Regions from separate parts of the Homo sapiens genome. Here region 1 is linked to region 2. Evidence: chromatin loops called from intact Hi-C (ENCODE). Cell type or tissue: MCF 10A. All regions are shown on one strand.

What was found. Peaks named below come from ENCODE experiments on the same cell type or tissue, not always from the same donor. Only the 100,000 strongest peaks of a DNase experiment are listed, where the experiment ranks them.
Region 1: a loop joins it to region 2, with 13 times the contacts of the local background. A loop is called at or near these places in 2 of 110 quality-filtered maps.

Annotation. Positions count from the first base shown.
Region 1 is chr4:169,022,856-169,027,855 of GRCh38, reverse strand. No RefSeq gene overlaps it. Among named protein-coding and RNA genes, the nearest start is that of CBR4-DT, 15 kb to the right of the region's middle. In MCF 10A, a CTCF peak has its summit at 2,929 (motif pointing left); no DNase peak of the experiment used is centred here.
Region 2 is chr4:170,045,734-170,050,733 of GRCh38, reverse strand. No RefSeq gene overlaps it. Among named protein-coding and RNA genes, the nearest start is that of MFAP3L, 22 kb to the right of the region's middle. RefSeq lists an enhancer at 4,730-5,000. In MCF 10A, a CTCF peak has its summit at 2,776 (motif pointing right); a DNase peak (open chromatin) is centred at 2,763.

The DNA.
Region 1 (5,000 bases), 1.0 Mb after region 2:
ATATGCCAGAGTTTGCTTAACCATTTGCCCTTTGAAAGACATTTGGATTGTTCACAGTTTTTTTGCTATTACAAATAAAGCTACTATCAGCATTCATATACAGACTTATTCTCTGTGTATATGAGCATAAGTTTTCATTTCTCTGGGATAAATGCCCAAGAGGATATGATTGCTAGGTTATGTGGCAAATGCAGATTTAGTTTTATGAAAAACTGTCAAGAAATTTTCCAGAGTAGATGTACATTTTAAACTTCCACCAGCAGTATAGGAGGGGTCCAGTTTTCCCACATCCTCGCCAGTAACAAACTTTTTAGATGAGTAAGTGAACATGAAAACATTGTGAGATGACAAAGGCCACATATAGACTGGGCAAAGTATGTGAAAGGAGATATTTGGCTTGTATATGATCCTCAGACCACTTTTTCAGGAGAGATGGCAGCAACATTTGCTGTAATATAAATTTCCCCTGCTTTTATCAGCCTGTAGCCATGAATCAGCAGTGGCTTCAAGTGTTAGAAAACTCAACTACAGCCATTTAAGCACATGGGGCTATTTTCCTCACAGAACAAGAGATGCAGAAATCAGCGACTGCGGAGGCTTAAAGATGATGGCTGCTGCTGCTGTTGCTTCAGGAATCATGTTCACATTCCTCCAGGAAGAAGACAGAAGGAGAAAAGGCAGTGTTTCTATCACAGAAAAAAAAATTGTTTTTTTTTTTTTTTCAGGAACACCACTAGTGTTCTGTTTTGGTCATGTTGCCCAGAACACTGCCTCAGATCCCCTCATGGCTGGAACAACATGGTAGGGAGAAGGGCCTTGGAATGCTGACTGGGTCAGGAATTCACTATTATCTGCCACAGGGGACCGTCAACATTAATGGTCAACCTTTGCCAGCTTAAGGCTTCCCCCAGTGATGCATGGCCTCATCTTATTGTAATGTCCTCCATCGTAAAGCATTTCTGGGTATTTCTATGGGGTATCTCACTTGTGCTTATAAGCAAAGTCCGGTCCCACTGCTCAACACCATTGTTCTCTGCAGGTCCTTGTGAGGTACAATGTTATCTGCAGGGCCCTCCCCTCCCCTAAGCTTCCGCCCTGGTCCTCTGGTTGTCACCATGGAGGAACTAGAAAGTTCACGCAGTTGGGGCTGCATTCCTTGCCAAAGTGGGGAGAGAGCTCTCCCCCCTGCTTTGGGCACTCTTTGTCATGCTCTGTGCCATGCGTTTCATGACTACCTTTCTGAACCCATTTCCTCACTTGAGCTTATGAACGTTCACTCTTCATTGGTTCATACATTGTCCATGGGGCTGGACAGGTGACCAGACACAAGGCCATCCGTTCCACTGATAATGTCTTTCTCATTCTTACATTCCCACAAAAGTACAACCTAACATGCCATTTCTTCTTTTCTTTTTTTTCTTTCTTTCTCCTTTCTTTCTTTCTTTCTCTCTCCTTCCTTCCTTCTCTCTCTTTCTTTCTTCTTCCTTTCTCTCTCTCTCTCCTTCCTTCCTTCTTTCTCTCTTTCTTTCTTTCTTTCTCTCTCTCTCTCTCTCCTTCCTTCGTTTCTTTTTATTTTTCTTTCTTTCTTTTTTTGAGATAGTCTTGCTCTGTCACCCAGGCTGGAGTGCAGTGATGCAATCTTGGCTCACCACAGCCTTGATCTCCTGGGCTCAAGCAATCCTCCCACCTCAGACTCTTGGGTAGTTAGTACTACAGGCGCCACCACACCCAGCTAATTTTGGTAGAGACGGGATCTCCCTATGTTGGCCTGGCTGGTCTTGAACTCCTGGGCTCAAGCAATCTGCCCGCCTCAGCCTCCCAAAGTGCTGGGATTATAGGCATGAGCCACCGTGCCTGGCCTAGCATGCTCTTTGCGTGGCAAACCAGCTCATGCAAATAAACAGCTGTGTAGGGGACTTCGCCAGCCTCACCTGTCCAGACGTGAATCTCAGTGTAAGCTAAGAAAAGACCAACTGTGCACACTGTCTTCCTATTGGATCGCCTGTGTGAATTCAGTTGGTCTGACTGAATCACTAACTCCGTCCTCCCTCACTGCTCACTGTTTCTTTCCCTGGTGTTTGTTTATGTTACAATTAAAAATGACTGTTTTCCAATCAAGGATGTAGACCCAGTTAGAGCTTCTTTAGATTCCAGTGGGACAAAGGAAGCTCCCTGTTTTATACTTGGTCTTACCCAAAAGGACAAGAAGTGATCCCTCCTCTTTTCATTGCTGCCTTTTTGGCTTAGCGCATGCAACAGCAGTTGGGATGTGTGTTAGTTACCACGAAAATGCCAGTTGCTATAACAAAGAACCTGATAGAACAGAGATTTAAGCAAGAGAGAAGTTTATTCTCTCTCAGGTCTCAAAGCTGATATGGGACCTCTACCATGTCAAACATCCAGCCACCCATGCTGTTGTTACTCTGCCATACTCAACACACAGCTCCAATCCCTGTGTCCAGTATGGCTGCTCTGGCTCTCACCATCATGTCTATAACTAGCCAGCAAGAAGGTGGAAAGTAGAATAGAAGGAAATATTTTTTTCCTTTTATGGGCATGACCAGGAAGTTCCCACACAATTTTTGCTTAAATCCTGTTAACCTGACTTTAGAAGCATGGCCCTACTTAGCTGTAAGGGAGGTGAGGCTGGGAAGTATGGTCTTTATTCTGGATATTCTGTTATCACAACAGAATTATACACTTTCAGCATCTAGCAGAATCAGGTACAATGTCCTCTAGATTTGGGGCCAGACAGGAATGCTACAATTTTGGGTGGTGGTTCTCAACCAGGGCAATTTTGCTCCCCTCTACCCCACTCCGCCCCCATCCCCTTCTAGGAGACATTTGGCAATGTCTGGAGATATCATTGTTTGTCACAACTGTGAGGATGTACGTTACTGGCATCTAGTGGATAGATGCTGCAAATATTCTGTGGTGCACAAGACAACCCCCAACAACAACAAAAATTATACATCCTAAAATGTCAATATTGTTGAGTTTGAGAAATCCTGCCTTAGGAATCTATCTTTACAAAGTCTTAGCCCACCACATGTTAATCTCTCTCAGCTTTCATTTGTGGCTTTTCCAATACAATTTCTGAGATTCAGGCATATCAATGTGCTTCCAATAAATCAGAACTGTAAGACACTGTTAGCTCTGTTTGCCATAGGTCATTTTAACAAGAAAATGAAACTTTTTTGACCCCTATCCATAGTTCCACGACCACCATTACTTACCCAGCTTTAGTTCTGAAGAGAAAGGTTTCCTTCTTTGGGTTTTCTGAAGCTATTTAATAATATACAATAACCCACTAATCCAGAGTAAAGAAGAAATCTGTTCAATTAAAGGCAAGTGTAATTGTGTATAATTAATCATAGTCTTCTTAAGGGAAATAAACATAATTTGTTTTTAGTAAGAAGGAATCTATAATTATTCGGTGACAGAGGAAAAACCATTCATTAATATATCATGTTTACTTTGAATGTAGTGAAATGCATTGTAGTTTTTGCTGTTAGTTTTAGGCATGAAAAACTGTGTGTTAAATCTTGTCATTTCTGGTTCTGATAATCTGCTTTGATGACAGATTAAAAATGCAGTTTGTCATATCAGGACATTAATCTTAAATAATCTACCTGAGAGAACAGTACCAAACCCTCCGGAGAGGTTTCCAACATGAGATGGTGACACTTCTTAATAAGCTCAGGATTAGTGATGTAACTTGTCACTGGTTCAGCTGGAAAAAGTAGAAAAATGACACAGTTGCTGCAGTGACCACTCAGGAGTTGTGTTCTATAAATCTGGAAAATCAACTTCTGGAAATTCTCCCCTGAGATGAAGATGTACTGTGTGTCAGCCATGCATCACAGAAATCTTTCATTATTTTAGGTTGTTATTTAGACATCATATATTTTTCTTGTGGACAGACACAAGCATACTGTTCTTCATTTCCTATTCTTCCGGATCTGAGCACTTTCCTTTTGGGTTCATAGGACTTTGTAATTAACTCTCTTAAAACATCATTTCACAGGGAGTCACGTGCTACCTTTGCATTTTTATTCCATTTCTACCTATTTTATTTTTCATATCTTTGTTATTTGCCTTTCCAATGAGACAGTGTCTTGAAGAAAATGTTTATTTCTTTTATTTTGTTTATCCCACAACATTTAGTACAATTCCTTATATGTACTTATATGTACATCGTTATTGATTGTCGTGTTTTCCTTTTGTTTAATATCATGGCTATAACTGTGCTCTTGTCACGAGTAGACTTAAAAACCATTGTAAGACTGCATGCAATTACACTGTTATTATTATGATGGAATACAAAAGAATTTGGAACACAAAAGAGTAGAAAGGCCGGGCGCGGTGGCTCACGCTTGTAATCCCAGCACTTTGGGAGGCCGAGGTGGACGGATCACGAGGTCAAGAGCTCGAGACCATCCTGAGCAACATGGCGAAACCCCGTCTCTTTTAAAAATACAAAAATTAGCTGGGTGTGGTGGTACATGCCCGTAGTCCCAGCTACTTGGGAGGCTGAGACAGGAGAATTGCTTGAACCCGGGAGGCGGAAGTTGCAGTGAGCGGAGATTGCGCCACTGCACTCCAGCCTGGCGACAGTGGAAGACTCCATCTAAAAAAAAAAAAAAATTGTAGAGAATAAAAGATCGGAATGTTGTGTGACTGTGATGTATTTTAGGTAGGGAACTAAACACACATATGTATATTAAAACAATATACAGAACTTTAACTTGTTAATAATCTCTCTCTGCTTTCATTTTGTGCTTTTCTAAGAAAATTTCTATTGTATCAGCAGATATAACAAATGATCTACCTGGTAAGATCATTTAATGCAAAATGTGTCTGAAATATTAAGCTTATGTGGCAATGAATGAAAACTTTTTAATATCCTTGCTCATTTGTGACATAGAAGAACATGCAGAGCCTTTGGCATCCAGGCAAAGACTCAAGCCCCTTGTCACACTTCACCACTTACTGTGTGT
Region 2 (5,000 bases):
CAATAGCCTGTAATCCCAGCACTTTAAGATGCTGAGGCAGGCAGATCACTTGAGTCCAGGAGTTCAACACCAGCCTGGGCAACATGGAGAAACCCTGTCTCTACAAAAACTACAAAAATTAACTAGCATGCTGGTGCACACCTGTAGTCCCAGCTACTTGGGAGGCTGAGATGAAAGAATCACCTGAGCCCAGGAAGTGGAGGCTGCAGTGAGCCAAGATTGTGCCACCACACTCTAGCCTGGGCGACAGAGCAAGACCCTGTCTCAAAAAAAAAAAAAAAAGAATCTTGCAATAACCTCTAAGTGTTGAAGTGAAAGGAAGAATCTCAAGTCTCTCACTTTAAATCAAAAGCTAGAAATAATTAAGCTTAGTGAGAAAGGCATGTTGAAAGCTGAGATACGCAGAAATCTAGGCCTCTTGCACCGAGCAGCTAGCAACCTCCCGGAACCTCGGTTTCCTCCTCATTTGTAAAATGGGGCAAATCTGCTTCCAGTTGTTTTGAACATTAACTTAGGTAATGCATGCAAAGCACATAGCGTCATTGTTGTTATTTGTGAGCCTTAGAAGACTCTGCTATACATGTCTATTATCAGCAGTTAAAAGGTTCACCGAGATGTGACGCATGACTTTCTCCCTCATCTTTATTGCCAAATCCATTTTTCATTCTCGTTTTCCTTTCTCATGTACTTTGAAGACCTCCTTCCTTGGCAGACAGACTTTGCAATCCCAGGGACTCCAAGTTTCCTGCATCACAGTTAGCACCACAGAATTCATCTGGAGCCTGGGGAGAAATGCCCCAGGCGTCCTCCAAACATTTGAAGCTTCTCCAGCTTCACTTGTCTGTTTCTTACTTAGTCTGTGCGCATTCCGCCTAACTTTGTATTTGCTAGATGAAGGGGATAATGATTATGACTGTTTCAGTAAGCAAGAGCAAGTGAGGCAATTAGTTCAATAAATGTTAATTAAGTGCTAACTATATGCAGCTACTGTGAGAGGTGCTGGAAATACAAGATCAGGAAAAGAGCCCATGTCCAGAAGAAGTTCACAAAAATCTCTTAACTATTTTAATCCCAACAACAAAGTAACTTTCCTGGCTATTACATAATGTCACATTTGAATTTCTCAAGATTTCTTTTTTACCTTTCTTGGTCTTACAAACTTCACGTGCCTGAAATTTCTTGTGTTTGCCTTTTTTTCCTCAATAGAGTTGATAGATACCTCTGCTGGATGGGTCTCTCTTGGCAGTCCTGAATAAGCAGTGTTCATGGTGCAAATTAAGCATTTGGAAAGCACATTCATCTTTTTAAATGCAGTATTTAGCAAGTTCTTGCTACCTGGAAAGTGTTCCATAAATATTTGTTTAATCATGAAAAGGATTTTCAAGTTGTCAGGGTACAATTTAATTTCAACATGCTCAGTAAGTTTGGGGAGAGCAGACAGGATGTGCATAATTTGGTATTCTTGGGAATAAGGAGAAGGTGGAGCAATGTCTGGGAACTGAAACTGACACCCAAGAACTTGCATCTGAACTTTGTTTCTTAGACCTGAGCCCCCTTGGAACTCAGCATCAGCCTCAGGTCAGGGCAGGTTGGTGGTTGAAGCATTTAGGGAAGGATGTTTATAACAACTTATTTTTTACTTATTATAGGAGTGCATGCTCATCACAACCAAAATGAGTAATTGAGGTGGTCAGGGGTAGAGCAGGCCTTCAAACTCAGTTATCTGTCCCCTAGAGCAGGGTTGCCCAACCCCCAGTCCATGGCCCAGTAGGAACTGGGCTGCACAGCAGGAGGCGAGCTTCATCTGTATTTACAGCTGCTCCCCATCACTTGCATTTCTGCCTGAGCTCCGCCTCCTGTCAGATCAGCAGGGGCATTAGATTCTCACAGGAGCGTGAACCCTATTGTGAACTGCACATGTGAGGGATGTAGGTTGCACACTCCTTATGAGAATCTAATGCCAGATGATCTGTCACTGTCTCCCATCATGCCCAGGTAGAACCATCTAGTTTCAGGAAAACAAGCTCAGGGCTCCCAGATTCTACATTACGGTGACTTGTCTAACTTTTTGTTATATATTACAACGTAATAAAAATAGAAATAAAGTGCACAACAAATGTAATGCACTTGAATCATCCCAAAACCATCCCCCCAACCCCGGTTCATGGAAAAATTGTCTTCCACAAAACCAGTCCCTCGTGCCAAAAAGGTTGGGAACTGCTCCCCTGGAGTCATGATACAAGACTGTGTCACCTTAGGGCTGAGCTGAGGATCACCTGAGTGATGGGTGACCTTGGGGCTGGGCTCAGAGCCAGTGAGAGGAGTGGGGGACATCTTTATGCTGGGGTTCCAGAAGAGGACAAAGCAGCATTGCCAATATGTTTGTGAGATGTCGTCAGAAAAAGATAAGGTAGAGGAGTGCAGTTATGCAGCAGGTTCAGCAACACTTAGAGATCTCTCACCTACAGATGGATGCTTAGCTCACATTGCTCAAGAGAAAGGAGCATAAATGCAACTTAGCCCCTAAGTTGTACATTTCAAAGACTCAGAAATATGCAGCCAGAGATTTGTTATCAACAGTCATCAAGAGGGAAGGATAAACACGAAAGGCTTGTGGGAATGATAATTGTTAGAATGTCCAAGCATCAATAATTTGTGACAACCTAGGACATCTCAAAAGTCTGTATGTTGGATTGCTTTGAATTGGATTTATCACATCCTATGCTATCGTGAAAAACAAGTTTGAAATGTAAATGAGCAACACATCTTGACCAGCAGGCGGCAGTCTTACCTCATATAATTTCTTTAAAAGCTTGCAGAAAGAATTACAGTAAATTATTTTTTTTTAATTGTACTGAAAATTTATTAGAATGGATTTTTTAAATGCCAAATTCACAACTAAAATGCAATTTATTGCAAAAAATTCAAAATTCCTTTTTGTCTCAGTATAAAAAACATTGAATGTATCTATTAGAAATTAATGAACAATTTTGTAAATGATACAAAAGAAAATTTTAACAAATGGTGAAACATTTTCTTATCTCAGGACACCAAATTAAAAAAAATTTAGGGCAGGTGCGGTGGCTCACACCTGTAATCCCAACTACTTTAGGAGGACAAGGCAGGAGGAACTCTTTTTTTATTTTATTTTATTTTATTTTATTTTATTTTTTTATTGATCATTCTTGGGTGTTTCTCGCAGAGGGGGATTTGGCAGGGTCACAGGACAATAGTGGAGGGAAGGTCAGCAGATAAACAAGTGAACAAAGGTCTCTGGTTTTCCTAGGCAGAGGACCCTTCGGCCTTCCGCAGTGTTTGTGTCCCTGGACTTGAGATTAGGGAGTGGTGATGACTCTTAACGAGCATGCTACCTTCAAGCATCTGTTTAACAAAGCACATCTTGCACCGCCCTTAATCCATTCAACCCTGAGTGGATACAGCACATGTTTCAGAGAGCACAGGGTTGGGGGTAAGGTCACAGATCAACAGGATCCCAAGGCAGAAGAATTTTTCTTAGTACAGAACAAAATGAAAAGTCTCCCATGTCTACCTCTTTCTACACAGACACGGCAACCATCCGATTTCTCAATCATTTCCCCACCTTTCCCCCCTTTCTATTCCACAAAACCGCCATTGTCATCATGGCCCGTTCTCAGTGAGCTGTTGGGTACACCTCCCAGACGGGGTGGTGGCCGGGAAGAGGGGCTCCTCACTTCCCAGTAGGGGCAGCCAGGCAGAGGCGCCCCTCACCTCCCGGACAGGGCGGCTGGCCGGGCACGGGGCTGACCCCCCCCCCCCACCTCCCTCCCGGACGGGGTGGCTGGCCGGGCAGAGGGGCTCCTCACTTCCCAGTAGGGGCGGCCGGGCAGAGGCGCCCCTCACCTCCCGGACGGTGCGGCTGGTCGGGCGGGGGGCTGACGCCCCCACCTCCCTCCCGGACGGGGTGGCTGGCCGGGCAGGGGGCTGACCCCCCCACCTCCCTCCCGGACGGGGCGGCCAGCCAGGCAGAGCGGCTCCTCACTTCCCAGTAGGGGCGGCCGGGCAGAGGCGCCCCTCACCTCCCGGACTGGGCGGCTGGCCGGGCGGGGGGCTGACCCCCCCCACCTCCCTCCCGGACGGGGCGGCTGGCCGGGCGGGGGGCTGACCCCCCCACCTCCCTCCCGGACGAGGTGGCTGCCGGGCGGAGACGCTCCTCACTTCCCAGACGGGGTGGCTGCTGGGCGGAGGGGCTCCTCACTTCTCAGACAGGGCGGCTGCCGGGCGGAGGGGCTCCTCACTTCTCAGATGGGGCGGTTGCCAGGCAGAGGGTCTCCTCACTTCTCAGACAGGGCGGCCGGGCAGAGATGCTCCTCACATCCCGGACCGGGCGGCAGGGTAGAGGCGCTCCCCACATCTCAGACGATGGGCGGCCGGGCAGAGACACTCCTCACTTCCTAGATGGGATGGCGGCTGGGCAGAGACGCTCCTCACTTTCCAGACTGGGCAGCCAGGCAGAGGGGCTCCTCACATCCCAGTCGATGGGCGGCCAGGCAGAGACGCTCCTCACTTCCCAGACTGGGTGGCGGCCGGGCAGAGGCTGCAATCTCGGCACTTTGGGAGACCAAGGCAGGCGGCTGGGAGGTGGAGGTTGTAGTGAGCCGAGATCACGACACTGCACTCCAGCCTGGGCACCATTGAGCACTGAGTGAACGAGACTCCGTCTGCAATCCCGGCACCTCGGGAGGCCGAGGCTGGCGGATCACTCGCGGTTAGGAGCTGGAGACCAGCCCGGCCAACACAGCGAAACCCCGTCTCCACCAAAAAAATACGAAAACCAGTCAGGCGTGGTGGCGCGCGCCTGCAATCGCAGGCACTCGGCAGGCTGAGGCAGGAGAATCAGGCAGGGAGGTTGCAGTGAGCCAAGATGGCAGCAGTACAGTCCAGCTTCGGCTCGGCATCAGAGGGAGACCGTGGAAAGAGAGGGAGAGGGAGACTGTGGGGAGAGGGAGAGAGGGAGAGAG